Linked DNA regions of Homo sapiens: region 2 is linked to region 1. The links are chromatin loops, found by intact Hi-C in ENCODE. Cell type or tissue: thyroid gland. All regions are shown on one strand. Links, peaks and the distances in the headings refer to the core of each region. The heading gives the core; the rest is flanking DNA.

Region 1 (15,663 bases), core at 3,860-11,859:
AACATGAGGTTTGGAGGGAACACACATCCAAAAACATCCAAACCATATCAAAATGTATTAATAGTTGAATATTCAAAGCAGACACAATGGTGAGCAATCCTCCATTTAACAAAAGAATTAATTACAGGACTTCTCCAAAGAGATAACTCCCTTAGCCCATCTAAAACAGAATTTTACAGCCTGAGCAACATGGCAAAATCCCGTCTCTACAAAAAATACAAAAAAATTAGCGGAGGCCAGGCGCAGTGGCTCATGCCTGTAATCCCAGCACTTTGGAGGCCAAGGCAGGTGGATCACTTGAGGTCAGGAGTTTGAGACCAGCCTGGCCAACATGGTGAAACCCTGTCTCAACTAAAAATACAAAAAATTAGCCAGGCATGGTGGCAGGTGCCATAATCCCAGCTACTCAGGAGGCTGAGGCAGGAGAATCGCTTGAACCTGGCAGGCAGAGGTTGCAGTGAGCCGAGATCACACCATTGCACTCCAGCCTGGGCAACAAGAGTGAAACTCCATCTCAAAAAAAAAAAAAAAAAAAAAAAAAGGCAAGCTGTGGTGGCTCACTTCTGAAGTCCCAGCTACTTGGGAGACTGAGGTGGGAGAATCGCTTGAGCCCAGGAAGTGGAGGTTGCAGTGAGCTCGCGCCACTGCACTCCAGCCTGGGCAACAGAGGGAGACACTGTCTCAAAAAGAATTTTTAAATAAAACAAAATAAAATTTTATTTATATAGCGTCAATCTAGTCACAAATTTTTTGGTATAAAACAAAGGTTCATAATGTGCATATAGCTCTCTATGTCTGTATGGTTGTGTTCTCACTATAAATGTGATTTAGGCAGGACCTTTCAGGTGAGGAAAGCTAGACTTGGAGAGGTTCTAAGCAAAAACAGACATTCCCAGCACTCCATATTTTGTGGCTGATTGTTGAGAGCACATTTCTCAACCTGCCAAAATCCTGTTGTCAATACTATAATTTCAGGATTATTTCTAGGTTCGTTACTAGAGAAATTTCTCTGAATGTGTAGAGAAAAAAAAAACCCTATTGTTACACCTACACTGTCTACAGAAAGTAGAGTACAGGTTACCAGGGACTGGAGTGAGAAGGAAATGGGAGCTATTGTTTAATAACTTCTGTTTAGGATAATGAAAAAGTTCCAGAGTTTCTGTTTGGGATCATAAAAAGTTCTAGAGTTTCTGTTGGGATCGTGAAAAAGTTCGAGAGTTTCTGTTTGGGATCATGAAAAAGTCCTAGAGTTTCTGTTTGGGATCATGAAAAAGTTCTAGAGTTTCTGTTTGGGATCATGAAAAAGAAGTTCTAGAAATGGATAGTGGTGACAGTTGCACAACAATGTGAGTGTGGTATTTAATGCCACTGAATTGTACACTTAAAAATGGTTAAAAGGGTAAATTTTATGTTATATATATTTTAACACAAAAAAATTAAATCAAAAAAGTGTTCAAATTAAAAATAAAATCTAACATAGAAAAAAAGACCTAGCACAAACTGTGGGTCACAGTAGGCTTATGTTGTAAGCTTAACTTCACCTCTGCTCTTTCCTTCTGCCTCTCTCTACCCCAGTGTAATATAGAGGACTAATTAAAAGAAAATATTCAGAATTGAAGTAATGCTGAGATACTTCTAACCCAGGATACTGGCAAAAAATAATGTGTGATGATACCCTTTGCTCAAAAATATGTAGGAATAGGACACTTTCATATATTCTATTGAAAAGAAGAATCGGTCAGCCTATTTGGAAAGCAATTGAACAATACTTTATAAAAATATATTTATTAAAATTAAAAATAAGTACACTAAGGCCAGGCACGGTGTCTCACATCTGTAATCCCAGCACTTTGGGAGGCCGAGGCGGGTGGATCACAAGGTCAGGAGATTGAGACCATCCTGGCTAACATGGTGAAACCCTGTCTCCACTAAAAATACAAAAAATTAGCTGGGCGTGGTGGCGGGCGCCTGTAGTCCCAGCTACTCAGGAGGCTGAGGCAGGAAAATGATGTGAACCCAGGAGGCGGAGCTTACAGTAACTCAAGATCGCGCCACTACACTGCAGCCTGGGCGACAGAGCGAGACTCCGTCTCAAAAAAAAAAAAAAAAAATACACTAAAAAATATCTGGTATTAGAGAAAGCATAGACATATATATTAATGGAAAAAATTAGAAAGTCCAGAAATAGACCCAAACAAATATGGTCAGTTGATTTTTTACAAAGGTATGAAGTCATCTCAATGAGAAAAGATGATCCTTTTAGCCAATGTTGTCAAACAATTGGATGTCCATATGCAAATGAATTAACCTCAACCCATGCAGCCTACCTTATTCAAAAATTCACTTTAAAAATGAATCATATGCCAAAGTATAAAATCAAAAACTATAAACCTAAAATTATAAAACACAGAGGAAAACATACAAGAAAATCTCCATGACTTTGTGTTAGGCAAATATTTCTCAGGTGCTGTATCAAAACTATGATCCAGAGAAGACAAAAATTGTTGTTAGACTTTACTAAAAACTTTTTAAAAGCACACTTAAGAGGATGAAAAAAAAAACAGGCTACACACTGGAAAATAATATTTGCAAACACATAAATAACTTGTATCCAGGTTACATAAAGAATTCTCAAATAAGAAAACAAGCAGTTGAATAAAGAAAAAAGGTAAAAGGTTTGAAAAGAATCTTTGAGAAAGAGAAGAAACATAGATGGCAATTAAGCACAGGAAAAGATGTTTGATGACACTTGTCATTAGGGAAATTCAAATTAAATCCACAATGAGATACCAGTAAACACTAGGATGGCTAAAATCAAAATAACAACACCACGTGCTATCAAGGACACAGAACAACATGTACTGCTGGTGGGAATTCAAAGTGGTACAGCCATAGAAAACAGGTGGCAGTTCCTTGTAAAATTAAATATATACTTAGCATACAACCCCGCAATCCTATTTCTAGAAATTTAACCAAGAGAAATGAAACCATACATCCACATAAATAAACTTTACATGAATGTTTATAGCAGTTTTATTTTAAGTGTCAAAAAATGGAAACAACACAAGTGTCTCTCAACTGAGGAATGGATAAATAATCCATTAGTACATCCATAGAGTAAAATACTAGTCAGAATAAAAGGAAACAAATCACTGATATTTGCAACAATGTGAATCGTTTTATAAATGAATGATATGGATGAATTTTGTTATGAATGAATGAGTCTTGTTGTGGATGGATCTTATCATGCTAAGTGAAAGAAGCCAGACTCAAAAGTCTACTCTGTGATTCCATTTCTATGACAATCTAGAAAAGGCAAAACTATAGAAACAGATCAGTGGTTTCAAGGGTGGGAGATGGAGAAGAAATTGACTACAAAAAAAAAAAAAAGTAACTTTCTGAGGTTATGGACCTGTTCTGTATCTTGATTATGGTGTTGGTTATGATCTGTATGTGTCTGTGCAAACTTGCAGAAATCTACATGAACATGGGTTAATTTTACTGTACCTAAATCGTACCTTCATGCATTCCCTTTAATCAGAAATCATGTATGGGAATCTATTCCATAGCATTAAAAAGCACCAATTGCCTGGGCATGGTGGCTCACGCCTGTAATCCCAGCACTTTGGGAGGCCGAGGCTGGTGGATCACTTGAGGTCAGGAGTTTGAGACCAGCCTGGCCAACATGGTGAAACCCCTTCTCTACTAAAAATACAAAAATTAGCTGGGTGTGGTGGTGGGCGCCATAATCCCAGCTACTCGGGAGGCTGAGGCAGGAGAATTGCTTGAACCCAGGAGGCAGATATTGCAGTGAGCCGAGATTGCTCCATTACACTCCAGCCTGGGCAACAAGAGCGAAACTCCATCTCAAAAAAAAAAAAAAAAAAAAAAAAAATCAACACAGAAGCATTGTTTATATTGCATAAAACAGAAACCAGTCTGATGGCCTATCAATAGAAACCTGTTTAATAAATGGTGGTGTAGCCATTTCAAGGAATAGTATTTAGCCATTTAAAAAGGCATACTATTTATGCCAGTTAACCTGGAGGGATTTTAATATGACATTGTTATGCAAGAATAGCAAGATACAGAAAGTCTATATAGAATGATGTTATTTAAAAAAAAATACACCACCATGAGTTAACCTATAGATGAGTTTGTATGATTGTGTGCACATGTATGAAGAAAGGTGTAGTGGGATGGGCACTAGTCTGTTAACATTGATGACTTGAGTTGGGGAGCTGGGAATAGAGAGTCAAGGTGAGTTTGAAAGAAAGGCGGGAGGGAATGGAGGGAGGTCAGGCTCAAAGGATGAAGGAAGGAAGAATGCCTAGAACTAGCCTGAGATTAGCTGTGACTACAGACCTCTCCTTCGCTGTGTTCTCTCCCCTTATTGCTGAGACTTTTTATCAATATCTCAGTCCCACCAGGAGAGGAAGAGAAAGGGATTTCAAAACTTCTCCCAAGGACCTGCAGCCTTCCTACCGCACAAGGGGCTGGGACTGGCATCACTCAGTTCTGCATCCCAGCCAGGATGTAGAAGGAAGCGTGTCTCTTTGCTGTGGGCTGTCTTCCCCCACTCCAGGACAAGGCGAACATCGTGGGGCTGGTGGGAGAGGACCACAGGCAGGAAGAGTTTGGGGAGGAGAGGCAGCTATGAGTAGAGCTGATGTCTTCTTGAGGACAGGAAGCAGTGAGGGCTGCCGAGGCAAAAGCCTCGCTTTCAAAGAAGCTGGAGCAGAGCCGGAGTCATTCTCTGATGAGCTCTGGACACAAGAGTCAGCCAACAAGCCCTGACACTCCCTTACCGTGCACTTAGCTCTGCACGAGTTGCTAAGGAGGAAATATGAGAAAATAGGTCTCATCCACCAGGGAATGGATCTCACAGGATTTACACTTTCATTCGCGGGACAAGAGTATTGCATTTAAAAAGTAAAGAGCACTCAAAGAGTGTTTATTAATACAAATGGAGCTCAGAAGAGAGGGGCCAGGCACAGGAATTTTTGAACTAGTGCCCATGCCCCTCTTTTGTCTTTGCCCTTGCCTTCCCCAGCTCTCACAGGTGGTGGCTTCAATTTCCTTGCCTGGGAGAATTTTGCAGCGGGGTGTCTGAACTTTCCAAAGTTGAGGAGAACGGGACTTGAGGAGTGGGATGTTCCTAGACTAAAATCAGTAATTAGGGAGTGGCCTGTGGGTCCCCAAATCAATAGAAACTTACAACCTGCTCCCCGAAAGCACCTCACACTGAGAGGCTCTCAGAAGGAATGGCTTTTATGGCACAGCAGGGAGGCTGGACCTTGGGCACTGGGCTCACCACAGAAGCCCGTAACTCAAAGGTGACCAGCAAGACACAGCACAGTAGATCCACAGAGGCCACACCTGCCAGGCAGGGGCATCCTCCACTGTGACCAGTAAGGACCCATGGCAAGAGGGGCTGGGAGCCTTTAGCCAACCCAGTGGGGGACCAGAGGGTGACCAAAGAAAGACCTGGGTTGAATTTCTGGACAGCCCAGTATGATGGGGATGTGAAGTCAGCATTGAGCCATTTTACAGAAAAGGAAGAACTATGGTATTGCTTGGGTACTCCAGTTGGTGAACTGAGCATCTTTGCAGTCTTCCGGTCCCAAGAGATCTGGAGGTGGGGATTATGGATGAGGTGGGGTTCAGTCTGACCTTGGGGACAATAACCAGGACTGGGGACAAAAGTAGGGACTAGAGTACAGAATGAGCAAATGTGATCGCCCAGGGGAGCAGGGAGCATGTGACAGGGACAGTGAAGAAACAGGCTTGGCTGGAGCCCAGGGTCCAAATCAGGGAGCAGAAAGAAAGCTACTTTCAATGTCTGTCTTCCTTATCATCAGAACACATCTATCACAGAACACTTGCATGCACAAGAGGTCCGGCTGCCTGTGAGGTCGTAGAGGAGTGAAATGCATGGCTGTGCCTTCCGTGAGCTCATGAGGTGGTTAAGATGATACACGCACATGCAAACAAGCACACCTAAGGCAGAGTGCTGCAGGAAGGACAGAGATCATTCGTGTGCGAGTGTTGATCCAGCCAGGGCTTCTTGAGAGTCTTCTTCACACCATACCAACCACTGCAGATGCAGAGGTGATTAATACAAGGCACCACCCTGGAGAAACGCCCAGAAATCACTCCCAGTGGAGGCAGGTTTCCTAGAACTGGTCCTAGAATGTGTGGCGGGATTTGGTGGGCATCCAGGGAGAAAGCGAGTGCTCCCCCACCTTCGGTACTAACGGCACATGGGGTCAAAGGCCTGGGGAACATCCTAGGTGAGTCAGGGGTGAGGTGGGCAGAGAGGGGGCCAGTCTGAGCAGAAGATCCAAGGGAGAGGAAAGGCAGAAGGGGCTGGAGAGGACAGTTGGGAGGAGATGACAAAATGTCCTGGATGGCACCCGAAGGCCTCTGGGCTTTACGCTGTGGGCCCCTGGAGCTACTGAGGATTTCTGATCTGCAGTGGGGCCTAAATGTGCCCCCACAAAAGCTCCTAACACTTCCAAGGTGAGTGGCAAATGGGACTGGGTGGGGCTGGAGTTTCCACGTGGGGAACGTGTCCCAGCAAATATCATATGTAGCCTGGTTATCTAGTGGCCATCTCTGAGTAGCCTCCCAGACATCCTGCCAGCCATGGACACCAGTGAGAGCCTGAGGACTCTGAGTCCTGAGGGAGCCCACTGTCCTCTGCAATAGGCTGATTTCAGGCATTCCTTTCTCCTTCCAGTCAGACAAGAAAAGATAACAGAGGGTCCCCATCACGGCAGCTTCTGTCCCCATTGTCACCTGAAAAGGGGAGAGTGATGAACCCCTGGGGCCCACAATAAATCTAAGTGCACTCCATGAGTCCCAGGATTACTCAGATGGAGTCTGGGCCAGCTAGGCCTGGTTGACCATCAACTTAACTGCAGGATGCACAAAATGTATCTTCAGGTGCCTCAGGTAAGGAAGGGTGTGGGGGTGTGTGTGTGTGTGTGTGTGTGTGTACCCACAAGGCTCCTGGTCACAGGGTGTTGGGTAATCCAGTCCTGATGCCCAGCCCCACAGCAGCTAAAAGATTGCAACAGGCATTGCCTTTGGATATGCCAGCAAGCAAACTCTCTGCAAGCAGGTCATTGTCCCCATGAACTCTGATGTCATGAACAAATTGCACCACATACTCCCTCTTCTCACAGAAAGTCCTATACAGCTGAAAGAAACCAAACACCAAAAGCAGCCTAGACTTTAGGCTGTGCAGCCATTCTCACCAACACTTAGGTACCCAATAAATGTGTGTTGATTTAATGGTAAAGGGGTAACAAAAAGACCCACCCCAGGGAGTTCTGTAGGACATGCCAGGGCAGAGGAGCTTTCCACACCTTACCTTGGGATGGTGGTAATGGTGGTAGAGGTACTGGTGTTGATGGGAAGAGACAGAAGTTGTGGATTTGCTAAATCAGAATTTGCAGGTTTGGGTTTGCTTTTTTAGGAGCAAAAATTAAAAATTTTAAAAAGCATAGGTTTGCTTTCTTGATGAGAATGAATGGATGAATAAAATAAAGTAGGAAAGAATTTCCAGGCCATTAACAATTAGGCATTAATATTTTCAAAAGCATCCCAGGTGAAGTCAAAGACTGAGAACCAACTGCCCCAAGGGAAGAGTCTCAAAGAGGAGCTTGTTTTCAAACCGAATTACATGCCTGGAATCAATCGATCAACCATTTCTGTAGAACCCACCCTTGAGCCACCACTGCACCCCAGATTCCTGCCTCTTTCTATGGGCTCCATTCCACATCACCCCCTTAAGTGCCCTGCTGCCCATTTGACTGCCAATCCCTTAGCACTTTCTTCCAGCCTCAGGTGTGAAAAACCTACGATCACTACCCACTGTCTAGACCCCACCACCTCCCACCCTGCATGCTTTGGGATCCTCCCCTGACTGCAAGAGGTAAGAAGAGTTTTTCGTTTTGTGTTTGTTTCCCAAGCATACAGGCAGCCAGAAGTAGGGAAAATAGGAGCATATTCAACATGCGACTGCCAGGTGCAAGGGCGAGCACCCGTTGGACCGCCGGCTGAGTACAGCCCTGCCAGGGCACCCTGCACTTGGAATCCTAAAATGCAAATTTCCCCTGTGGCAGCCCTGGCCTCTCCTGCAGGGGGCAGCCACTCTGGAAGGAAAGATGAGATTTAAATTGGTAATCAAGCACTGTACCAAATTGGACTTTGACCTTGTTCAGAATTCCACTGGTCCATGTTCCCTGACCCCCCTGCCCCCTGCTTCTGCCCAATTGTTCCCTTGAGTAGCTGCCTGCCATCCGAGGCAGTCAGGCGGGCTGTCGCCAGCTGCTCCTCCCTGGCTGCCTTCCACCTGGCCAGCTCAGAAAGCAGTGGAAATCAAGAAGCTTTGCCTTTCCAGCTTCTCTTGCTACTTCTGGGCCGGAACCAAGACAAGAGTGGTTTGGATGGGGCCTCGGCCCCGCCTGGGCCTGCTCATAGGGCATGGGAAGAGGGGAGTGCAGCCTCAGCACGTCCGTCACTCTCAGTGCATTCTTGGTTACCAGAGCAATTCCCAGACAAGGCTTGGAATGGCCAGCATGGCCCACCGGCCTGCTGCATCCAGGGCAGCAGCACAGAACCCACACTGATTTCTTCAAGCTCCCTCCACTGCCCCAGAATGCCCTCTGCTCTCACTGCAAAACACCGAGGTTTTGCTCATTTCTTGTGTCTGGAAGGTCTTCCATGTTCTCATCTACATGTCTAAATCCTACCCTTTCTTCCAGGGCTGGGAAACCGCTTGCTTCCTAGAGAGCACCTACCCTCTCCTATAGCCCCACCATTCTTCTCTTACCTCCTCAATCCATGATTCAAATCAAGTATCTGGGGCATTTAATCTTATTTGCCTTGTCCCATTGTTTCAAGTCTCATCTTCCCAACAAGATGGTAAGCTCCCAGGGACTGTGTATTACCTAGATTGGCACTGAGTAGGCCTACTAGGAATTAATGAATGAAAGAATAAATGAATGAGTAAACAGAGTGCTTTGGTCATTGAAATGCTTCCTTTATAAGCCCAGGAATTCTTCCCACCAAGAGAGCTAGCTCTTCTTTGCGTTGGCTTTCCTGGAGACCAAGCCTCTGGTGGAAACTGCCTTCAGTGCCTCCCAGGAAGCCAGGAAATGTCTCACCAGGAGTAACCAGTTAGCCAAGCAGCTGGACTTCTGCCAGTGTGCAGGGCACTAGTGAGTGCAGGGTGCATCTCCTGCCCTCTTTGATCTAACTGGGATGATAGAATGTGCTCACATGAAGCTTTGGTTTCCTGTCAACCTGCAAAGTCATGGCCATGATATGTAAATGCTGAGAGCAACAGGGTATAAGAGGGGCCTGAGCCAGGCCGTCTTAATCAGAGAGCACTCGAAGGACATAGCAAAGAGAGCTGTTGAGTGGAGGCAAGGAAGAAGCCCTCTCCTTCCTCCTCCCCAGCTAGATTCCTTCCCTGTCTACTTCCTCCACTCAGGTCAGCAAGATTCAAAGGATAGGGCCAGGACCAGGGATAAGATTGAGGATGGTCTGGAGGATGGCTGATTGACTCAGGGCATTAATCTAGGGGGCCAGGACCAGGGATTGGCCACATCAGAATGCAGGGTAGCCCCCACGTGTTCACTATTGATCCAAAAGGGGAAACAAAGAGAAAGAGGCTCAAAAAGCCAACCGAGGATGGGTGCAGTGGCTCATGCATAATCCCAGCACTTTGGAGGGCTGAGGTGGAAGAATCACTTGAGGCCATGAGTTAAAGACCAGCCTGGGCAACATAGTGAAACTCCATCTCCACAAAAATCAAAATTAGTCAGGTATGGTGGCACACACCTGTCGTTCTAGCTACTCGGGAGGCTGAGGTGGGAAGATCACTTGAGCCTAGGAAGTCGAGGTTGCAGTGAGCCATGACCATGCCATTGCACTTCAACCTGGCAACAGAGCAAGACCTTGTCTCAAAGAGAGAGCGAGCGAGAAAGTGAGAGAGTGAGTGCACGAGAAAGAGTTACAACACCAAAAGTACAATCTATTTTTTAAAATTGATTAATTGGACTTTATAAAAAATAAAAATAAAAGTCAGCAGGATAGAAGAATAGACAGGCAGGAAAGAAGATGTGGAAAGACAAGTGAGGTGTGAGCTGTTGCATTTTTGACACAGGGAGCCGGGGCTGGTAGGGCTGTTACTGACCTCTGTGCACATGACTTCCTTCTTCAATCTCGGAAGGAAGTCAGGAGCCAGGGGCCACGCTGGGGGCAACCCAGGCAAGGCGCATGCTCTGCAATGCCCCCTTTGTGCCATTACACACCTCTGTCCTCCCTGTGGCAAGGGCAGGAAGCCCTTCAGGTGACAAGAGGCCCATGCTTGTCTTCTGAGGCAAAGGAGAGGGGACTTGGAGCACAGAACATCAAGGGAAGAGGAGTGGGCAGGGACTGGCCTAGAGGCAAGCATGTGGAGTGGGCAAGGCGTGCCTGTGGGCCTGGAGAAACAGGGTTGAGGAGGCTTTCTGGGGCACCCCTAGGGACAAAAGGCCCCCGAGTTTTTCCTCAACAGTAAATCCCCCAAGGCACGGTGTGGGCCCTTCCACCCTGGCTCAGAGCCCTTCCCACTGTGTAAGCAGCGTCATCTGTCATCAGTGACTGAGCTGAGTGCCAGTTCTGCTCCTTTTATTACCCATGCATTCCCAGGAAGGGGCAAGGACCCGAAGCAGAAAGCAGCCCCTGTGGGCTGGCACTGTGGGCACACCTCACAGCTAACGCGGCACCTTTCTTTCCAGAGGATTTTTTTTTGGGGGGGGGGACAGAGTCTTGCTCTGTCACCCAGGCAGGAGTGCAATGGCATAATCTTGGCTCACTGCAACCTCCGCCTCCCAGGTTCAAACGATTCTCCTGCTTCAGCCTTCCAAGTAGCTGGGATTACAGGAATGCGATACCATGCCTGGCTAATTTTTGTATTTTTAGTAGAGATACGATTTCACCATATTGGTCAAGCTGATCTCGATCTCCTGACCTTGTGATCCAACTGCCTCAGCCTCCCAAAGTGCTGGGATTACAGGCGTGAGCCACCATGCCCAGCATTTCCGGAGGAATTTTATACAACCCCCTGTAAGACCACCTATCAATGGCAAAACTGTTGGTCCACAGAGCACGTGTCCAGGCCAGAGACAGCCCCACCTCTGGGGTGCACCTTTTCCTTTCATTTCCAAATGTCCCCCAAGGCCATGGAAGGGCTCTGCTCCCTCCAACAAAGGAACAGCATCCCAAAGCCCGGTGCACACACAGATGAACTTCCTCTCCTATGCAGCCTGAGACGTGGAAATGAGGAAAGCAGTGATTCTCAAAACTGGCAGGGAAGGGCTGTGGGAGAGTTTCATTCATTGTAGGGAGGGTGGATCTGAGAACTGTACACTCTTGAGCATGCACACACGTACGGGCACACACACAGAGCGTAGCGTGGCAGCTGAGAAGCAGTGGAGAAGCACAGAGAGGGAACAGAATGGGGGCCAATTTGGAAGTTGATGTATCCACCGCCGATCACTTCATGCTGGGTTAGAGCTGTGGTTCCTGTACCTGGCTATGTGGCAGAATCACCTGGTGAGTTCAGTAAACATGCAGATTCTCAGGCCACACTACAGTCCTACCAAGACACAACCACATGGGTAGGGAAATGTGTGTGTGTGTGTGTGTGTGTGTGTGTGTGTGTGTGTGTGTGTGTTTCACAAGCTCCCCTGGGAATCGGATGCCGTGTTTCCCTATTCCGAGTTCAGAATTGCTGGATTTAGGTGAGGTTGCAGGCAAATCCGCAATGCTCTTGTTCAGGCCACGGGCCGCCCTCTAAGGACACACTCTGGGCCCAGAACACAGACTGGGCAAACTAGATTCACTCCCAGAGAAGCATCGTGCAGCCTGAATTCCTGCTGTCACGCTCTTGGCCACACTAGCTGGTCACCTTTGGCCCAGATGAATCAACTTTCGCTATTCCATAGGACCTCTCTTCTAGCACTTTGTTGTTTATTTTCACAAGATCAAATATTATGGATATTTAATGATGGAAATCTGAATGCTATTCTCATTCCTGTTTAATGTGTTTGCCCATGAACCTCACCTGCCAGAGGTAATGTGGAAATCCGTCACCCACTGGCTCATTCAAGACAAGCCTGGGGTCATTAAACCATGACCTTATTTTCTTTGGAGCTTCTATTTGCCTAAATTCTTCTACCTTCTGCTGCAAAGGGATTTGAAGAGTGAGGCTTAGACCAGTACCCCTGGGCACAACAGCTGCGCAGAATGAGACAGTGCCTTTGTTTCTCTGTTTTTTTCTACTTAAGCTAAGACACAGTCACAGAAGAAAGAGGATAGCATCTGTGTGGGCTGGAGCCCAGTCCTTGTGATTTACCACTGAGGTCTCGCTCAGGAACAACCCTGGGTCTGAGTCACACGTGGCAGGGCCTTTAAGAGGAGAAAAAATAATTCCTGAAATGAACAAGTTTACATTTTGGCCAGGGAGGCCATGCCTCCCTGAGAGGGAAGCACTCCCTCTCACCCACAAGGTCAGGACTGGTCGATGATGGAAATCGGTGAGAGAGGTTGTGAAGCTGGAGAACATGGAAACGAAGGTTGGGGCCATCCCAAAGTGGGTAGTCAGACAGGAAACTTTATGCTGGGTCTCTAAAGGGCTAAACCCGAGCGGAAAGGTGGAACAAGAAAATATCTGTCCCACAAAGTGAGAAGATTACTTGTCTCAAACTTGGTGCTGAGTCAAGGGGAAACTGTCTTCCCTGAGAATGTGTAGGGAAGGAAGGATGGGCAGAAGGAGGTCAGAAAACTGATACCTACTGAGTGCCCTTTATATGACAGGCACTCACACCACACTACCATAGTTAACCTCACAGATTCTCCCCATTTTTACAGAATAAGAAGCTAAGACAAGAGAGCAGAGGCTTATGGCGTGAGATTGCAGATCCCAAGGTCACTGGCATCATCTAAAGTGAAGAGCTCTGCTCAGACTCTGACTTCTGCTGTCATCCAATGCCCAGAAATGGCCTCCATGTACACCCCTGGAACACGCCTTCTTTCCATTCATCTGGGGCATACTTTGTACTCAGAGACACCCACACCATCGAGACCTTTTGCTCTCACAGTGGGACAGAGTAACAAACCCTACACGGCCTGTCCAGCAGTTTCTGTGTTGCTGCTGTCAGGAACACAGATGTATCTGAGGCCAAGTCCGTATTCTCCGTTAGCTTTTTTTTTTTTTTTTTTTTGAGATGGAGTCTCACACTGTCACCAGGTTGGAGTGCAGTGGCGTGATCTCGGCTCACTGCAACCTCTGCCTCCCGGGTTCAAGCGATTCTCCCGCCTCAGCCTCCCAAGTAGCTGGGACTACAGGCGCATGCCACCACGCCCAGCTAATTTTTGTATTTTTAGTAGAGGCAGGATTCCACCATGTTGACCAGGGTGTTCTCAATCTCTTGACCTCATGATCTGCCCACTTCAGCCTCCCAAAGTGCTGGGATTACAGGCATGAGCCACCGTGCCCAGCCTCTGTTAGCTTTCCTTGTTATCCACGATTCCGCTTTCCATGGTTTCTAAGATCCTCCCATTGAGTACCTGAGGTCCACCGTGGTCTAAAAATATTAAGTGGAAAATTTCAGAAATAATCCAAAAGTTTTAAATTTCTCGCCCTCTGAGTAGTGTGATGAAATCTCACACCATCCTGCTTCATCCCACCTGGAACATGAATCATCTCTTGTCCGGCATAGGCTGCCCCCTGTTTTAGTCACTTAGCATCAGGCTCAGATTGTCTGGGTAGCAGTCAGATCTTATCATATCACTGTGTCAGTATGAAGTATCAGTGCTTGTGTTCAAGTAACCCTTCTTTTTACTTAATAATGGCCGGAAAGTGCAAGAGTAATGATGCTGGCATATTAATTGTTCTATTTTATTATTTATTGTTATTAATCTCTTGCTGTGTCTAATTTATAAAGTAAACTTTACCATAGGAATGCATGTATAGGGCTGGGCACGGTGGCTAACACCTATAATCTTATCACTTTGGGAGGCAAAGGTGGGAGGATCACTTGAGGTCAGGAGTTTGAGCCCAGCCTGGCCAATATGGTGAAACCCCTTCTCCATTAAAAATACAAAGTTAGCCAGGCATGGTGGCAGGCACCTGTAATTCCAGCTACTTGGGAGGCTGAGGCACAAGAATCCCTTGAACCCGGGAGGTGGAGGTTGCAGTGAGATTGTGAGATCATGCCACTGCACTCCAGCCTGAGCGACGGAGCAAGACTCTGTCTGGAAAAAAAAAAAAAAAAAAAAGGAATGCATGTATAGGAAAAAAATCATATATAGGGTGTGGTACTAACCACAGTTTCAGGCATCTACCGAAAGTCTTGGAATGTGGATCCCCCTGAGGATAAGGGGGGACGGCTATAGTCACAAAGTTAAAGAATCTCAGTGCTGAAGGGGATCCCAGTAAAGCTCATCTGGTCCAAGCTTCTGTTTTCTCCGGGGGAACTGAGGTTCTGAGAGAGGATGGAGTCCCAGCATAACCTGACAATGCAGAAGTCAGGACTAGATGCCAAGGAGTGCATTCCAGGCAAGAAGGTTGTGAGAGTGAGTGTGCATACGTGTGTGTCACACACACTGAAGTTGGGGGAAGGTCAGGGGCCAGAGCAGGGGTGCTGTGGCTGCAGACAAGTTTAAAATAGGGAAGGGCCTGGGAGAGCACCAGGTCCCTGAGTGAGTTGTTCAGAATGGGTCCATCACGTTTGCAGGGAGCTTCTAAACACATTTGGCCTGAGGCGTGGCATGAAGAGGTCTTATAACTGTGTGAAGGAACATTGTGCAGAAGAAAAAGATGCGAAGGAAACCTCCTAAAAGCCAAGCCTTGGGACAGAGGTCTCTAACTGGAGACATCAATTAGGAGACGCGATCCAGGTTAGAGCCAGAGGGGATGCATTACCAAGTTCCACTAGGAAAAGGTAACTGGGATCAGAGAAGAACATGGGGGGAAAGGTGGAAGGAGCAAGAACGCATTAGTAAAGGAGAGGCCTTACAAATGATGTAAGGGCTAAAAAAGAATACAAACATAAAAAATAAATAGAAAGGTAGAGGCCACAAGCCAACCTTCCAAGGAGTCATCCCAACTGTTCAAAACCAGGAACAGCAAGGAGCCATAGAGAAGCCAAGAAGCCATTCCGCAGCCTGTGGTCACAGCCACCAGAGCAGCCTGAAGGCCCACGTGGCACTGCAGCTTCCAAGCTCCCGGCTGGGGGTGAGGTCAGTTTAGCCTATGTCACTGCTACAGCCTCTCGCCTCCTTTCTCCCCAGCCTGCCAGGTCCTCTAGGGTCTGTTTCCCTGAAGCTTTGTGCTAGGAGATGGGGAGCATGGCGTCCACCCTCATGAGGGCTACAGAGCCCCGCCCGGCGGTGGCAACATTCACACACCCAGCCCTTCCTTAAAAACCCTCCCTCCTTGCCCAGCCCTCCCCTCAGTCACCACTTCTTGTCAGGGGACTTCAGCTGTTAAATCAACTCTCTGATGAGGTGCCCGACCCAGATCTAATCTCAGGAAAAGGTCAAGATGATTTTCCTGTTTGGGTTCAGCCCCAAGGGCATTCTTGGAGAGGAATCTGCCAG
Region 2 (15,663 bases), core at 3,850-11,849, 75 kb before region 1:
GCTGAGAAGCAACTTCAGCAAAGTCTCAGGATACAAAATCAATCTGCAAAAATCACAAGCATTCCTATACACAAATAACAGACAAACAGAGAGCCAAATCATGAGTGAACTCTCATTCACAATTGCTACTAAGAGAATAAAATACCTAGGAATATAATTTACAAGGGATGTGAAGGACCTCTTCAAGGAGAACTACAAACCACTGCTCAAGGAAATAAGAGAGGACACAAACAAATGGAAAAACATTCCATGCTCATGGATAGGAAGAATCAATATTGGAAAATGGCTATCCTGCCCAAAGTAATTTATACATTCAATGCTATCCCCATCAAGCTACCACTGACTTTCTTCACAGAATTGGAAAAAACTACATTAAACTTCATATGGAACCAAAAAAGAGACCACCGCATAGCCAAGACAATCCTAAGCAAAAAGAACAAAGCTGGAGGCAACACACTACCTGACTTCAACGTACTACAAGGTACAGTAACCAAAACAGCATGGTATTGGTACCAAAACAGATATATAGACCAATGGAACAGAATAGAGGCCTCAGAAATAACACCACACATCTACAACCATCTGATCTTTGACAAACCTGACAAAAACGAGCAATGGGGAAAGGATTCCCTATTTAATAAATGGTGTTGGGAAAACTGGCTAGCCATATGCAGAAAACTGAAACTGGACCCCTTCCTTTTGCGTTATACAAAAATTAACTCAAGATGGATTAAAGCCTTAAATGTTAAGACCTAACACCATAAAAATCCTAGAAGAAAACCTAGACAATACCATTCAGGACATATGCATGGGCAAAGACTTCGTGACTAAAACACCAAAAGCAATGGCAACAAAAGCCAAAATTGACAAATGGGATCTAATTAAACTAAAGAAGCTTCTGCACAGCAAAAGAAACTCTCATCAGAGTAAACGGGCAACCTGCAGAATGGGAGAAATTTTTTGCAATCTATCCATCTGACAAAGGGCTAATATCCAGATCTACAAAGAACTTAAACAAATTTACAAGAAAAAACAACCCCATCAAAAAGTGGGCGAAGTATATGAACAGACACTTCTCAAAAGAAGACATTTATGCAGCCAACAAACATATGAAAAAATGCTCATCATCACTGGTCATTAGAGAAATGCAAATCAAAACCACAATGAGATACCATCTCATGCCAGTTAGAATGGCAATCATTTAAAAAGTCAGGAAACAACAGATGCTGGAGAGGATGTGGAGAAATAAGAATGCTTTTACACTGTTGCTAGGAGTATAAATTAGTTCAACTATTGTTGAAGACAGTGTGGCAGGATCTAGATCTAGAACTAGAAATACCATTTGACCCAGCAATCCCATTACTGGGTATATACCCAAAGGATTATAAGTCATTCTGCTATAAAGACACATGCACACGCATGTTTATGGCGGCCCTATTCACAATAGGAAAGACTTGGAACCAACCCAAATGTCCATCAATGATAGATTGGATAAAGAAAACATGGCACATATATACCATGGAACAATATGCAGCCATAAAAAAGAATGAGTTTATGTCCTTTGCAGGGACATGGATGAAGCATCATTCTCAGCAAACTGACACAAGAATGGAAAACCAAACACCACATGTTCTCACTCATAAGTGGGAGTTGAACAATGAGAACACATGGACACAGGGAAGGGAACATCACATACCGGTGCCTGTAGGGGGTTGGAGGCTAGGGGAGGGATAGCATTAAGAGAAATACCTAATGTAGGTTACAGGTTGATGGGTGTAGCAAACCACCATGGCATGTGCACACCTATGTAACAAACCTACACGTTCTGCTCATGTACCCCTGAACTTAAAGTATAATTTAAAAAAATTTAAAAAGAATAATCATTAACACCAATAACTTAAAGCCACCACTGGATTATGTTAAAAGGTTTTTGATGAATCTGTGTTCCAAATGCAGAGAGAGGAGGGAGTGAGAGAGATTTTGTTCTTTAAATTAAAGCACATCTATTAGAAGAAACCTGAAAAAGGCTCAAGGCTGCCACATCTTCATGGCTCAGCCTTGCCAGTGGCTCTTGGTAGGCAAAGGCACAGAAAACTGGGCTAGAGCTCTGGGCAGGTGCCCAGCAGACATTCCACAAATGGTGGCTTTCTTAACTCTTGACTTTTCTTTTGGATTCTAGGGGTACATGTACAGGTTTGTTACATGGGTATATTGGATGGTGTTCAGGTTTGGAGCATGAATGATCCTGTCCCAAGGTAAGTGAGCAAAGTACCCAGTGGGGAGTTTTTCAGCCCATGCCCCTTTCCCCCAACCCTGCTCTAGCAGTCCCCAGTATCTGTTATTCCCATCTTTATGTTTTTGTGTACTCAATGTTTAGCTCCTACTTATACGTGAGAACATGTAGCATTATTGTTCCTTGACCAAACCAAGGGTTGGGCTGCTTATTCTCGTGTGCCAATAATGAGATGTAGATGAACTGGGAAAGAAGAGAGGTTTTTATTTCTGTAACCAATTACAGGGAGAAGGCCTGGAAATTATCGCCAGACCAACTCAAAGTTACAAAGTTTATATATCTTCTAAGTTACATGTCCATGTGTAAGTGTGCATTCATCTAAAGACCTAAGTGATTAACTTCTTTTAATCTATAACTAAGGTCTGAGTCTTGAAGACCTTCCTCTGGAGCCTCAGTAAATTTACTTAATCTAGATGGGTGCAGGTGCCAGGGGTAATTACCCTTATCTTGTCTCCTGCTAAACCGTGGAGGTTTGGGGAGTTCCTTCAGACCCCTAATAAACTTGTTTGTGGAGGTCTGGGGAGTTTCTTCAGACCCTCAATAAAAACGTGTTTAATCCTAAATGGGTCCTGTTAAAGATTCCTTCTTTATCTTGTTATGCTTCAAGGTCCAGGAAAGGCCTAGGCAAAACTCTTGGTGAGCTTTTGTTACATTCCAGCCTTTGTAGAAAGACACTGGCTCTTTCAGCTTTTAATATTTAACTTAACCACTCAGTCAGTGCTGAAACAGTTGTTATGGAGGACTGTGTTAGTGAGACCTGGCCTGCCACATTAGGTTTTCTATTCCTGCATTAATTTGCTTAGGATAATGGCCTCCAGCTGCACCCATGTTGCTGCAAAGGACATGATTTCATCCTTTTCGTGGCTGCATAGTATTCCACGGTGCATGTACCACATTTTCTTTTATCCAGTCCACCACTGATGGGCACCTGGTTTGATTCCATGTCTTTGCTATTGTGAATAGTGCTCCAGTGAACATACACATGCATTTGTAAATGGCTGTTTTCTTGACTTTCATTCCCCTATAAAACCTGCACAGAGAAGGAATTGGCACATCAGTGGCTCCTCAGCTCCTTAGCTGTCCCCTTGGCAGTCCCTAACCCATTTTTTGCCCTCGCATCAGGAAGCCCATGTTTCCCCAGAGTCAGGAAGCCCTCCTGGAAATGCAGAGGCTGGCTGTGACCCAGCAGAGCTCGGCAGGGTGCAGTCCTGGGGTCAGGCTCAAGTTTCTGGGAAAGTGCCTGCAATTATAGGTGTGTGGCTTTTCTCGGTATGAAACCCATACTTCCCCCTTCAACTCCAAACTCCAGCAAAAGGAGCTGTCCTTGGGAGCATCTTCCTATGAAGACGGGAACAGGAATAGCATGCATCCCCCTCAGTGGCACTAATGGTATCCTCTCTCCAGCCTCATATCCTCCAAAGAAAACCAGGGTGCAAACTAGGGGAGCCTGGTTCCCCCTCGTCAGAAACCACAGCAAGAAGTGAGAAGCATTCACAGACTGATGAAGGCCTGTGATGTGCCAGACACTTTGCAGGGTTCTAGGTTAATGGGAGAGAGAAAATATCAACACTGGACCCCACTTGGATGGACTAAGTGCTCTCGAGGTGCTGAAGAGGCCCAGAGGAGGGAGTTTCTAGCTGCCCAGGGGAGCCAAGAAAGACTGTACAAGGAGACAGGGCCTCAGCAGGGTCTTGAAGAGCAGATAAAACATTAGCCAGGGGCCACGTGCAATGGCTCATGTCTTTAATCCCAGCACTTTGGGAGCCCAAGGCAGGCAGATCACTTGAGGTTAGGAGTTCGAGACTCTCCTGACCTATGGTAGAACCCTATCTCTACTAAAAATACAATAATTAGCCAGGTGTGGTGGTGCACACCTGTAATCCCAGCTACTGGGGAGGCTGAAGGAGGAGAATCGCTTGAACCGGGGAGGCGGAGGCTGTGGTGAGCCGAGCTCGCGCCACTGCACTCCAGCCTGGGTGACCACTTGCCAGACAGAAAAGATGGCAGTTCACTAGGCCACTTACCTCAACATTATACCAAGTGCTGGGTGACTTGATTCTGGGCTACAGACATCATAGGAGCTGGGGGCATCAGATTTTCCCATAAAGACCTCACCTTTTGCCTTTCTGGTGGGTAGTAAACGCTAGAGCTTGCAGTGCCCACCAGCTTAGCAAAGGGCCATTCATTCAGCCTCTCCTCAATCCCACTGTGAAACAGGCCTGTGTATATGCAGCTCAGTGAAGCTCTAGCAGTAACTGCAGGGCAGAAGCTGGCTGGCTCCCAACTGACAACTTGATTTCTCTGCTAATGCCTTACCTCCCGCTACATAAAAATTTCCCTCCTAGACACAAGTTGAAAATAATATACTGATAGCTACTTAGTAACCTCAGTAAGAATTAAAACTGAGGTCATTTACTAATTTTGGAGAAAGAACTTACCTGTAAATCTTTTATCCTCTTTCGGTGAAGGTTTCCATTTAGGAAAAAAGTGTCAAACAATCCCTGATTTTTTTTTTGTATCATTTTCATTATTACACCAAATAAATGTTGGGAGTTGCCAGAAAAAAAAAAGATGACAGAAGAAATAGCAGGGTAAAAGCCCACAAAGGTGGGCCCTGGAAGCTTCTTTAATTGAATTACAACCATAGTAAGATTGTGAGTAAGTTGCTCTCTGAGGGCACTTTCCCCAGCCAGGAACCCCCCACCATAATGATCTGTGCCTTCTGGGAACCCAAAGGGGAACTTAAATGTTTATCTTTAATAAACACCACTTTACCCCAGGAGGCTGAGCTAGGCTTTGAAAACAGTAAAATAGGAAAGGGTGTTACAGGTGAGCAATATTCAGCTTGAATTCCAGTTTGATCAAAATATGTAAAAATGTGTTATTTCAAGAATGAGTCATAGCACCAAAATGGCTTGAGCTTTTTAGTCTGAGAGATTGCAAATTTTAGCTGAGAAGTCTCAATGTTCACTCTGAATTGGGCTGCATCTTACAAATGTCTCCTCTCTGGATCAGAAAGCAGCTACTAGAGCTGACTAGAGATGGGGACGAGTGGGCATTGAGAAAAAACTATGGGCTCACTCTGTAAACAAGGAACCCAATAAAGTAAAGACAGCCAGACCACCCACCCACCTTTAGCAAGTCTCTTTAAACCATGTGGATTCATCAACAGCTGTTCAGGGGCATTTCCAGAAACTGCTTCAAGGTCAAGCAGTCTGAGATGAGCGGGTGGCTATTGATGACACCACCATCTAGAGCCACTCCACACAGTGGAAGGCACAAAACATCATGTTTGTTGAAAACCAGAAACATTTCAAGAGGTAAGATGGATGTATAAAGGTTTTCCAGATATTCCATTACATTTTTCTCTATTGCTGAAATCTTTTTTTTTTTTTTTTTTGAAATGAAGCCTCGCTCTGTCACCCAGACTGGAGTGCAGCGGCACGATCTCGGCTCACTGCAACCTTTACCTCCCGGGTTCAAGCAATTCTCCTGCCTCAGCCTCCCAAGTAGCTGGGACTACAAGTGCACACCACCACACCTGGCTAAATTATTTTTTGTATTTTTAGTAGAGATGGGGTTTCATCGTGTTAGCCAGGATGGTATCGATCTCCTGACCTCGTGATCCACCTGCCTCGGCCTCCCAAAGTGCTGGAATTACAGGCGTGAGCCACCGTGCCTGGCCTGCTGAAATCTTTTAAATATTACTAAAAATTTACGGATCCACATGAAATATGCTCACCATCATTAATTGCTAGGGAAATGCAAATCGAAGCCACAATAAGGTACCACCTCACATCCATTAGGATGGCTGTAACCAAAGAAACAGAAAATAACAAGTGTTGACGAAGATGTGGGAAAATTGGGGCCCTAGTGTATTGCTGGTGGGTATGCAAAATGGAGCAGCTACTGTGGGAGCTAGTATTCTGGCTCCTCAAAAAAATTTAACATAGATTACCATATGATCAGCAATCCCACTTCTGGGTATGTTCCTCCAAAAAATCGGAAACGGGACTCAAACAGCTATTTGCACACCGTGGTTCATAGCAGCATTATTCACAATAGCCAAAGGTGGAAACAACCCAAATGCCCATCAATAGAGGTGGGTATAAACAAAGTGTGGAATATCCACACAGTGGAATATTATTCAGCCTTCAAAAAGAAGGAAATTCTGGCACATGCTACGACATGGATGAACCTTGAAAACACTTTATTAAGTGAAGTAAGCGAGACACAAAAGGACAAATACTATGATTCCACTTACATGAGATACCTAGAGCAGTCACATTCCTAGAGGCAGAAAACAGAACGGTGGTTGCCAGGGGGCTGGTGGGAGAAAGGGGAATGAGGAGTTAGTGTTTAATGGATACAGAACTTCAGTTTGGGAAGATGAAAATGCTCTAGAGATGGGTAGTGGTGATAATAGCACAACATTGTGAATGTACTTAATGCCACTGAACTGTTCACTTAGAAATGGTTCAGATGGGCTGGGCGCGGTGGTTCATGCCTGTGATCCCACTTTGGGAGGCTGAGGTGGGCAGATCATCTGAGGTCAGGAGTTCGAGACCAGCCTAGCCAACATGGTGAAACCCCCTCTCTACTAAAAATACAAAAATTAGCCAGGCGTGGTGGCGGGCACCTATAATCCCAGCTACTTGGGAGGCTGAGGCAGGAGAATCACTTGAACCTGGGAGATGGAGGTTGCAGCGAGCCAATATCGTGCCACTGCACTCCAGCCTGGGTGGCAGAGTCAGACTCCGTTTCAGAAAAAAAAAAAAAAAAGAAAAGAAATGGTTCAGATGGTAAATTTTTATGTTATATATGTTTTACTATAATTGGCCAGATGTGGTGGCTCATGCCTGTAATCCCAGCACTTTGCAGGGCTGAGGCAGGTGGATCACTTAAGGCCAGGAGTTTGAGACCAGCCTGGCCAACATGGTGAAACTCCATCTCCACCAAAAATAAAAAATTACAAAGATTTTTTAAAAAAATACAAGAAAACTGAAAAATATGGCGTATTTGTCATTCAGAAGCAAAAAAAAAATTGAAAAAGTACATAAAAGAAAAATTCACAGATATCTTGGAAAGTTAATTATAAAATATTCAAACAATATAGATAAAGCAAAAGTCCTTCTTGATTACGCCATGCCCTCAACGTAACCATTATCTTCAGTTTGAGGCATACCCCATAGATAGCTCATATGCATTTCCAATAGTGGATATATCTGTGCGGAATTCACATATTTCTGTTTTGTATTCAACTTTTACATAATTGTTGTCATATTGAGCACTGTGGCCAATCAGATTAAACTCTATTTCTCATACTAGATTGATTTCTGGCTTTCCCTCTGGGCTGACCATTTCTTCCTCTCCTTCGTGGTTTCCCACGTCCTCCCTGCCTGATGATTCTGGGCCAAGAGAACCTCCCCTTGCTTTAATTCCTAACATTTTGGAAGAATGCAGGAATTTAGAAAGTGTCTGGCGTGGCCTCAAAGTAGCACATGACCGCCTTCACCCACATGATGCCCCACAGCCCCCGGGCTTATCTCTCATTGGACCATGCCCACTCAATCATGAGCTTACTGCACAGTTCCCAGCACCCAGCACAGCACTCAGCACATACAGGTACTAGGAAAGGACTTTTTAAAACAAAGCAATCAAACCAAAGCACTTGATTAGTGCTTTCCTGGTAAATCTCTGAGTCTCTGCCAAGCACTTAAAGGCTCCTGGCAGAGACGGATGCCTGCCTGGCTTCTCTCTTTTATACCTGGCAGCACAAGTCTGTTTTTTTTTTCATTTCAGTCAAATGTTTGGAAAATCTGCAACCTAGCGCCCCTACCCAGTCTGCTGCCCATACTACTGTGGCCCCTTTCCCGGAGAAGCAGCTCCCAGGGGACAGGTCCTCAGGGTGCTTGTCTTCAGCGAGCCCCAGGTGGGAGCCAGCCCCGCAAAAAGACAATCTGAAGATTAAAGAACAAAACTGGGAGTGGAGAGGAGAGTGTTGGGCTTTGTGAAGGCTCATTAATTGGAGCACAACCAGCCCTGCTGGGTGAGGATATAGCAAACGTGAAACTAAGGAACTCTTGCTTTGCAGCCACTGGAAAATAGAAGACGGAGTTCTCATGCTATTTGACAGCAAAAGGGTAAAGGGGTTTTCACCTGTACCTTTCCAGAAACCTCCAGTGCCTCTCCCCAGCTGGGTGACTGAACACTAGCAAGACAGGAATTGGGCTCAATATTGGTCACAGGTCTCTGGAGAGACCCTCACAGGACTAGATTTGGTGAGAATTTTTTTTTTTTTTTTTTTTTGAGACAGGGTCTCACTCTGTTACCCAGGCTGGAGTGTAATGGCACCATCATGGTTCACTGCAGACTTGACCTCCTGGGCTCAAGCAATCCTCCCACCTCAGCTTCCAGAGTAGCTGGGACTACAGACAAGTGTCACCATGCCTGACTGATTTTTGTATTTTTTGTAGAGACGGGGTTTCACCATGTTACCTAGGCTGGTCTCAGACTCCTGGGCTCAAGCGATCCACCCTCCTCGGCCCCACAAATTGCTGGGACTGGGCCAGGCACAGTGGCTCACGCCTGTAATCCCAGCATTTTGGTAGGCCAAGGTGGGCAGATCACTTGAGGTCAGGAGTTCAAGACCAGCCTGACCAATATGGTGAAACCCTGTCTCTACTAAAAATACAAAAATTAGCCAGGAGCGGTAGTGGGCACTTGTAATCCCAGCCACTCGGGAGGCTGAGGCAGGAGAATCGCTTGAACGCTAGAGGTGGAGGTTGCAGTGAGCAGAGATCGCGCCATTGCACTCCAGCCTGGGCGACAGAGTGAGACTCCCTCTCAAAAAAAAAAAAAAAAAGTGCTGGGACTGAAAGAGTGAGCCACTGTGCCCAGCCTGGTGAGAATTTTTGTGCTTTTTAAGCTAGTTCTCTAAGATGAAAAAATCTGTTGGCATTTTCTTTCTTTTACAACTTTACTGAGGTATAATTAACTTACAATAAACTGCACATATTTAAAAATACAATTTGATATGTTTTGATATTTGTATGCACCCATGAAACCACATCTTAATCAAGGTGTAAAACAGTTTCCATCACTCCTAAAATTTCTTAATACCCCTTTGTAATTTTTCCCTTCCTCCCCACCCCATCCCTAGGCAATCAATGGTCTGGTTTTTGTCGCTGTAGGTTAGTTGGAATTTTCTAGAATTTTATATAAATAAAATAAAAAATGTTTTGCCTTTTTTTTTGATAGAGTCTTATTCTGTCGCCCAGGCTAGAGTGCAGTGGTGTGATCTCAGCTCACTGCAACCTCTGCCTCCCACGTTTAAGCAATTTTCTTGCCTCAGCCTCCCGAGTAGCTGGGATTACAGGCGTGTGCCACCACGCCAAGCTAATTTTTGTATTTTTAGTAAAGATGAGGTTTCAACATGTTGGCCAAGCTGATCTTGAACTCCTGACCTCAAGCAATCTGCCCACCTTGGCCTCCCAAAGTGCTGGGATTATAGGCATGAGCCACCACACCCAGCTAATTTTTATTTCTTATTTTTTGTAGAGATGTATGTTGCTCAGGCTGGTCTTGAACTCCTGGTCTTAACTCCTGTCTTGGCCTCCCAAAGCGCTGGGATTACAGGCGTGAGCCACCACGCCTGGCCTGGTCTGACTTGTTTCACTTCAGCATCATGATTCTGAGGTTCATCCATGTTGCTGCACACATCCATAGTTCATCCATCCCCTTTCATTTCATTGGTTCTTTTTCATTCCATTGTACAAACATACCACAATTTGTCTATCCATTTATCTGTGATGGACATTCGGGTTGCTTCCAGTTTGGAGCTATTACCAAAATGGCTGCAACGAACATTTGTGTACAAGTGTTTGTGTGGACATATGTTTTAATTTCTCTTGGGTAAACACGTAGGAGTAGGATGGCTGGGCCACGTTCACGGGTTTTTAAATAGGCCCTGGGCTAGGCATGGTGGCTCATGCCTGTAATCTCAAAACTTTGGGAGGCCAAGACAGGAGGACCACTTGAGGCCAGGAGTTCAAGACCAGCCTGGCCAACATATGTCTCTACAAAAAATAAAAATAAATAAAAATAAACAGGGTGTGGTGGTATGCACCTGTAGTCCTAGCTATTTGAGAGGCTGAGGCAGAAGGATCCCTTGAGCCCAGGAGTTTGAGGCTTCAGTGAGCTATGATTGTGCCCCTGCACCCCTCTAGCCTGGGCGAAACAGCAAGACCCTGTCTCATACAAAACACAACAGGCCCAAAAGAGCCCTGGGCTTTCTGCCTAGACTGAGGAAGGAGCGTGGAGCCTGATGTTCCAGTTCCCATTTCAAACACAGCAGCAGCTCCAAGAGGATCCTCAGATATTTGCTTCCTCTGTCAGCTTTTCTTGAAGAAAGGTTTCCACAGTCAAGAAAAGAAAAGTTTGAAAGTCGAATTCTCCTTCTTACTCTCCCCAGCCCCATCATTTTATAGATGATGAAAACCAAGGTTGCCATAGCCCATGGCCAAGGTTAGTGGACTAGATGCTAAGCCTGCACTTCCCAGGCCTGGGTTCAGGCCCGTGACCATGGCCTCTTCAAGTCATCATTTTCAGCTTCTGGGGAGTGAAGAAGCTGCTGGAAGTATCAGGCTGGCATCAGATAGAATCATGTCTCAAATATGTAGACATTTCCTTTAGAAGCCCATGAAGCCGGACAGAGCAGACAATTGAGGCCAAGGGGTCAGGAAGGCACTGCCAGGGGACGTTCCAGAGCTGCAAAGTGGTCTTCCAGGAGTCCCAGTGGACCCACTCCCCGCTCCGCTAGCATACATCTGAGCCAAACAGTGCTGGAGGGGACAGGTAATCAGGCCTGTCTTTTGCCCTCCAGGAGAGGGAGAGAGTGAAGGATTCTCAGGGCCCAGCCTCATCTCACTGCTCCTACAAGGAAAATGAAAGGCTCTTCCTCCAGGCCCTCCAGCCTGGCAGGCTCCTAGGCACTACATCCTGAGGACAGGGGATGAGCTAGTTTGCCTCAGTTTACCCAGCTGTTTGAGGTGAGTTGCAGCATGGTGGCCTCCAGGTTTGGCCCCTCTGAGCTCCCCTTTCCTGGGTCCACGCTGTCACTCCCCTAACTCCTCCGGCCTAAGCCCAGGAGGAAGCCCTGACTTGTCTTTGCGGAAGTCACTCCATCCATCCCGGCTTCGTACCCCTAATCCTGGCTGCGCATCTCTTTGCTGGAGCTCCATTTCCCCTCCGAGGGCCCCTTTCTTGATCCAGACATAAGGCTCCTCCACAGCGGCCTGCTCTCTGGCTCCCTAGCAAATTGAGCAGCTGCTAACTACACACATCCCTTGGTCCCACCTCAACAGCTGACCCACCATGAACCTCTGAGTTAGGGACCCCAGAGCCTGCCTTTTTAATAAGATCCCCAGGTGATCCTGATGCCTTTAAGAGTTAGGGGACCCTGGTTGCTTCTGTCTTTGGCCAGCATTGGCATTTTCATGAGAGAACGAGAAAGACAAAATGGCTCGAGCAGACAGAAGTCTGTCAGGGCAGAGCTTCAGTCAGCTCGCTGGGTGAGCGGAGGTGTGGTGAACTGGCTGCATGCGTGACCTGAAACCCAGCACGTGTGGCCAGGGCTGAGAGGCCAGCCCCGGGTTCCAACACCCTGGGTTCAGGCAGCAGCTCAGCGTGGTGAAAACTGAGCCATGTCCTTACCTGGGAAGCTGTGTCTCCAACCTGGGAGTCAACTCCACTTTGTATTTTTCTCTAAGTCTGGTGACAAGGATTTCCTAATTTTGTATAGCACGTGTACTTTTTACCAGCAGTGCTTCATTGTATCTCCCCAGAATGAGGTATTATATCTCCACTTGACAGGCATGGAAACTGAGATGCAGGGAGGCAAAAGTCACAGATGACGATGAGGCCATGGGGTGGGTGGCGATGCCTGGGGACAGGCCCCGGTCTGTGGGTTGAAGGCTGGAGTTTTGGCTCTGCTATTACCAGGAAAAGGCGGTCTCTTTCACTCCCCAAAATCATCTTCGGCTCCAAGGACCCTTCTTCCCAAGACACCTGAAAAACAACAAAGGGACTTTTTACTTGCTTTCTTAACAGACTGTCCATGACAAAGGCTGGCAGAAAATTTTGTTGTTATTCCAAAAAAGACGGGAAACAACCAGCAGCGGTTCCATTGCCGATGTCGAGAATTTGCTGGTTATAGAACTCATGACTGATGCTCATCTGAATATTTTGCCAAATAATTATAACTCAAAACTTATTTCCTGAATGACACTAAAGAAATATGGAGTGAGGAAGGGGGAGCATCAGGCCAGTCTGTTTTTTCCCTATGTGGAAGCAGGCTTATCCTTGGCTTGTAGAAATCAATTATTCAACTAGAATTTCATTTCATTTTGACATATATTTATTGAGTACATATATTTACTATGTGCCAGGAAATGTATTAGAAACTCTCAGGAATAAAACATGTTATGCCCTAGTCCCTGCTCTCAAGAGGTTACAGATGAGGCAGAAGAGAGAGGTGAGGTCACACGAGATATGCAGGTTCGAACTTGATCTTGAGAGCAATAGGAAGACCCGGAAAGGCTTATACCGGAGATGGCCTGGCCACAGTTCTGTTGCTGAGTACAACCCGGGAGTCAGGCTCTAGCAAGACAGGACCAAATGAGGCACATGTGTGAGAGAGGTACAAGCCATCTGATGTGACAGTCAAGATGTTAGCCTGGGCCGGGTGCAGTGGCTCACACCCATAATCCCAGCACTTTGGGAGGCTGAGGTGGGTGGATCACCTGAGGTCAGGAGTTCGAGACCAGCCTGGACAACATGGCAAAACCCTGTCTCTACTAAAAATACAAAAATTAGCTGGGCATGCTGGCGCATGCCTGTAATCCCAGCTATTTGGGAGGCTGAGGCAGGAGAATCATTTGAACCCAGGATGTGGAGGTTGCAGTGAGCTGAGATCACGCCACTGCACTCCATCCTAGGTGACAGAGCCAGACTCCATTTCAAAAAAAAAAGAAAAAGAAAAAAATGTTAGCCTGATTAATTCTCATTGGAGGATTCAGAGAAGGCTTCCTGGAGAGGGTGGCATTGAAGCTGAGCCTTGAAGGGCATGGCGGTTTGGATGCACAGAGGGGAAGAAGGCAAGCTTAGAGGCCTGAAGTGGAAGACCAGCCTTGCAAACAAGCGGTCCAGCAGACTGGTCTGCTGGGGGTGGGGAGAGAGGAGGAGGAGGAAGAGGAGGAGGAGGAGGAGGAGGTTAGGACAGGACTGCACAGTGCTAATAGCATGCTGAGGATCTGTGGTTTTTTGTGTAGGGAGAGGTGTGCTTGAAGCTGAAGCTTGTGCATGCCCCCAGCAGGGTTCTGGCACCTGGCAAGCCACCCAGGTAACACCTGTGCATTACTTACTTGAAGGGGTTCGGGAAAACTGATCCTTGCTCCTTCCCACACTCAGGCCCTTCCTCGGGTCATCTCTGAGGGGAGCAGAGCACCAAGGGCCACTAAGCTGCAAGCTTTCCACATCCCTACCCCCTTCACTCAGGAAGATCAGGTTACCCAGGGTGCAGAACTTGGCAGTAATGAATATTTATTGAATGAATAAAGGAATATATAAATGAATGAATAAATACATAATTGAAAACCTCAAAGGGAAGTCACAAAAGGATTATGTGTGTGTGTGTGTGTGTGTGTGTCTGTGAGTAAGGAAGGAGGTACAGTCCTATCCTTTGTCTTGGCATGTGGGCCTGGGAATGCTTCAGAGGGAGGGAGAGCAGGCTCTGACTGAGCAGAAGCTTCGGGGTCATTCCCCAGCAGCTCCATCTCCATTTGTGCTTTTCCCATACACAGTTCCCCACCGCCAATCTCCACACACAAGGCCAAGTCTGGATTCCCTGACACTGGCAAACACTCCATCCCGGCCCTGGGACTGAGCCACATTCCAAGGCTGTGAGGACTCTGATGTCTCTCACATGGGCAGCAAGGGACTCGCTGGAAAGCCATCCAGGTCTCTCCAGCCATTAGTGCTATTTTTCCCTACAATCTACTTCCTGCTGAGTCCCTGTGTGAGTCCCAGCCAGAATCTCAGCCCACCCAAGCCATGCCAGTTCCTCCCTCATTTCCCTAAACTCACCAAGCCCAGTCCATGCAAGCTGGCTTTACTGCAGGCTGAGGACAGAGGGCCACGCCGCCCCCTTCCACAGGTTCCTTTCTAATCTCACACTCGCACTTCACAGCCTCAGAAGGCAGCAGAGGGCAGCTGTTCCCATGCAATCAGGCAGGACCAGAGAGGAACCCCAGATCCTTTCTCATCCTCTCAGAACCTCATCTGTAAATGGGAATGGTGATTACTTACCTCACAGGATTAGAAGGACCTAATGGCAATATCCTACAAGAGAAGTGGTTACCAATTTAGTCCACAAACACTGATTTTTCCCTATCTTTTCCTTTAAGTTAACTCAATTCTGACTCCCAGTTTCTGCTCTAGATGCAGCAATCTGGAAAGAACATTGCCCACACCTTTACAACAACAAAAAAGCTGGAAAACCTGCAAGTTTAGAGCTCTCATTGAAGCCATCAGAGAGCTCAGGTTCAATCAACTATCCTGAAATCTAAGAAGAGACAGGTGCCCACAAGAAGAGATGGGACGTGAACACTGGTGCACCTGGGGCCCCGCAGATGCACAGCAGTAAGGATTCAACTGGAATACTTAATGAACTGGTAGGGATAGAGTGTGGGATTCAGCTGGAATACTTAATGAACTGGTAGGGATGGAGTGTGGGATTCAGCTGGAATACTTAATGAACTGGTAGGGATGGAGTGTGGGTGGGCAAGAAAGTGGGAAGTCTGAAGCAAGAGTTTGCACCCTTTTCCAGGCTTTCCCCCATGACCCCAGGCGGGTGGGGGAGGGTACGAGAATGCATCCCTCATGATACAGGCCTGAGGGACTGGGACAGCAGCCACAGCAGGAGGGACACAAAACCCCACCCAGATGTCTCTCTCCCAACTCCCCTATGGATAAAAGCTTTGATCTCTAGAGGAAAGGGCAACACCATTGCCATGAAGGCACCAGTGGAAACCCTTTAGACCTGGAGTAAGGGATGAGAAAGAACCTGTACCCTGGGGGAGGAGCAGGAATATGTTCCAGGCCCAGAACTACACACTAGCTCCACACCACAGCCATCAACAGAACAGAAGAGCTTCTACAGAACCAGATACAACACAGACACTGAAACTACCTGACAGGGAACTTAAAACAATCATGATGAATATATTAAAGGCTCTGATGGAAAAGAAGGACAATATGCAAGATTAGAAAGGTCCTTTCAGCAAAAATATAGAAACTATATGAAAGAATCT

Evidence for each region. A loop is a pair of places that touch in the nucleus more often than their neighbours do. Peaks named below come from ENCODE experiments on the same cell type or tissue, not always from the same donor. Only the 100,000 strongest peaks of a DNase experiment are listed, where the experiment ranks them.
Region 2: it touches region 1 in a loop (2.3-fold over the local background); 2 of 110 quality-filtered maps call a loop at or near these places.

Annotation. Positions count from the first base shown.
Region 1 is chr18:49,621,868-49,637,530 of GRCh38, reverse strand. All of the region lies in intron 1 of LOC105372112 (a long non-coding RNA gene), which reads right to left. Among named protein-coding and RNA genes, the nearest start is that of LIPG, 68 kb to the right of the region's middle. In thyroid gland, for the core only: a CTCF peak has its summit at 8,167 (motif pointing right); DNase peaks (open chromatin) are centred at 4,770, 6,181, 8,410 and 9,210; H3K27ac peaks cover 4,130 bases.
Region 2 is chr18:49,696,702-49,712,364 of GRCh38, reverse strand. LOC105372112 (a long non-coding RNA gene) reads right to left here. Exons shown (of 5, transcript XR_007066363.1): 3 at 12,008-12,361. Among named protein-coding and RNA genes, the nearest start is that of ACAA2, 110 kb to the left of the region's middle. In thyroid gland, for the core only: no CTCF peak of the experiment used is centred there; DNase peaks (open chromatin) are centred at 4,544, 7,854 and 8,774; H3K27ac peaks cover 4,689 bases.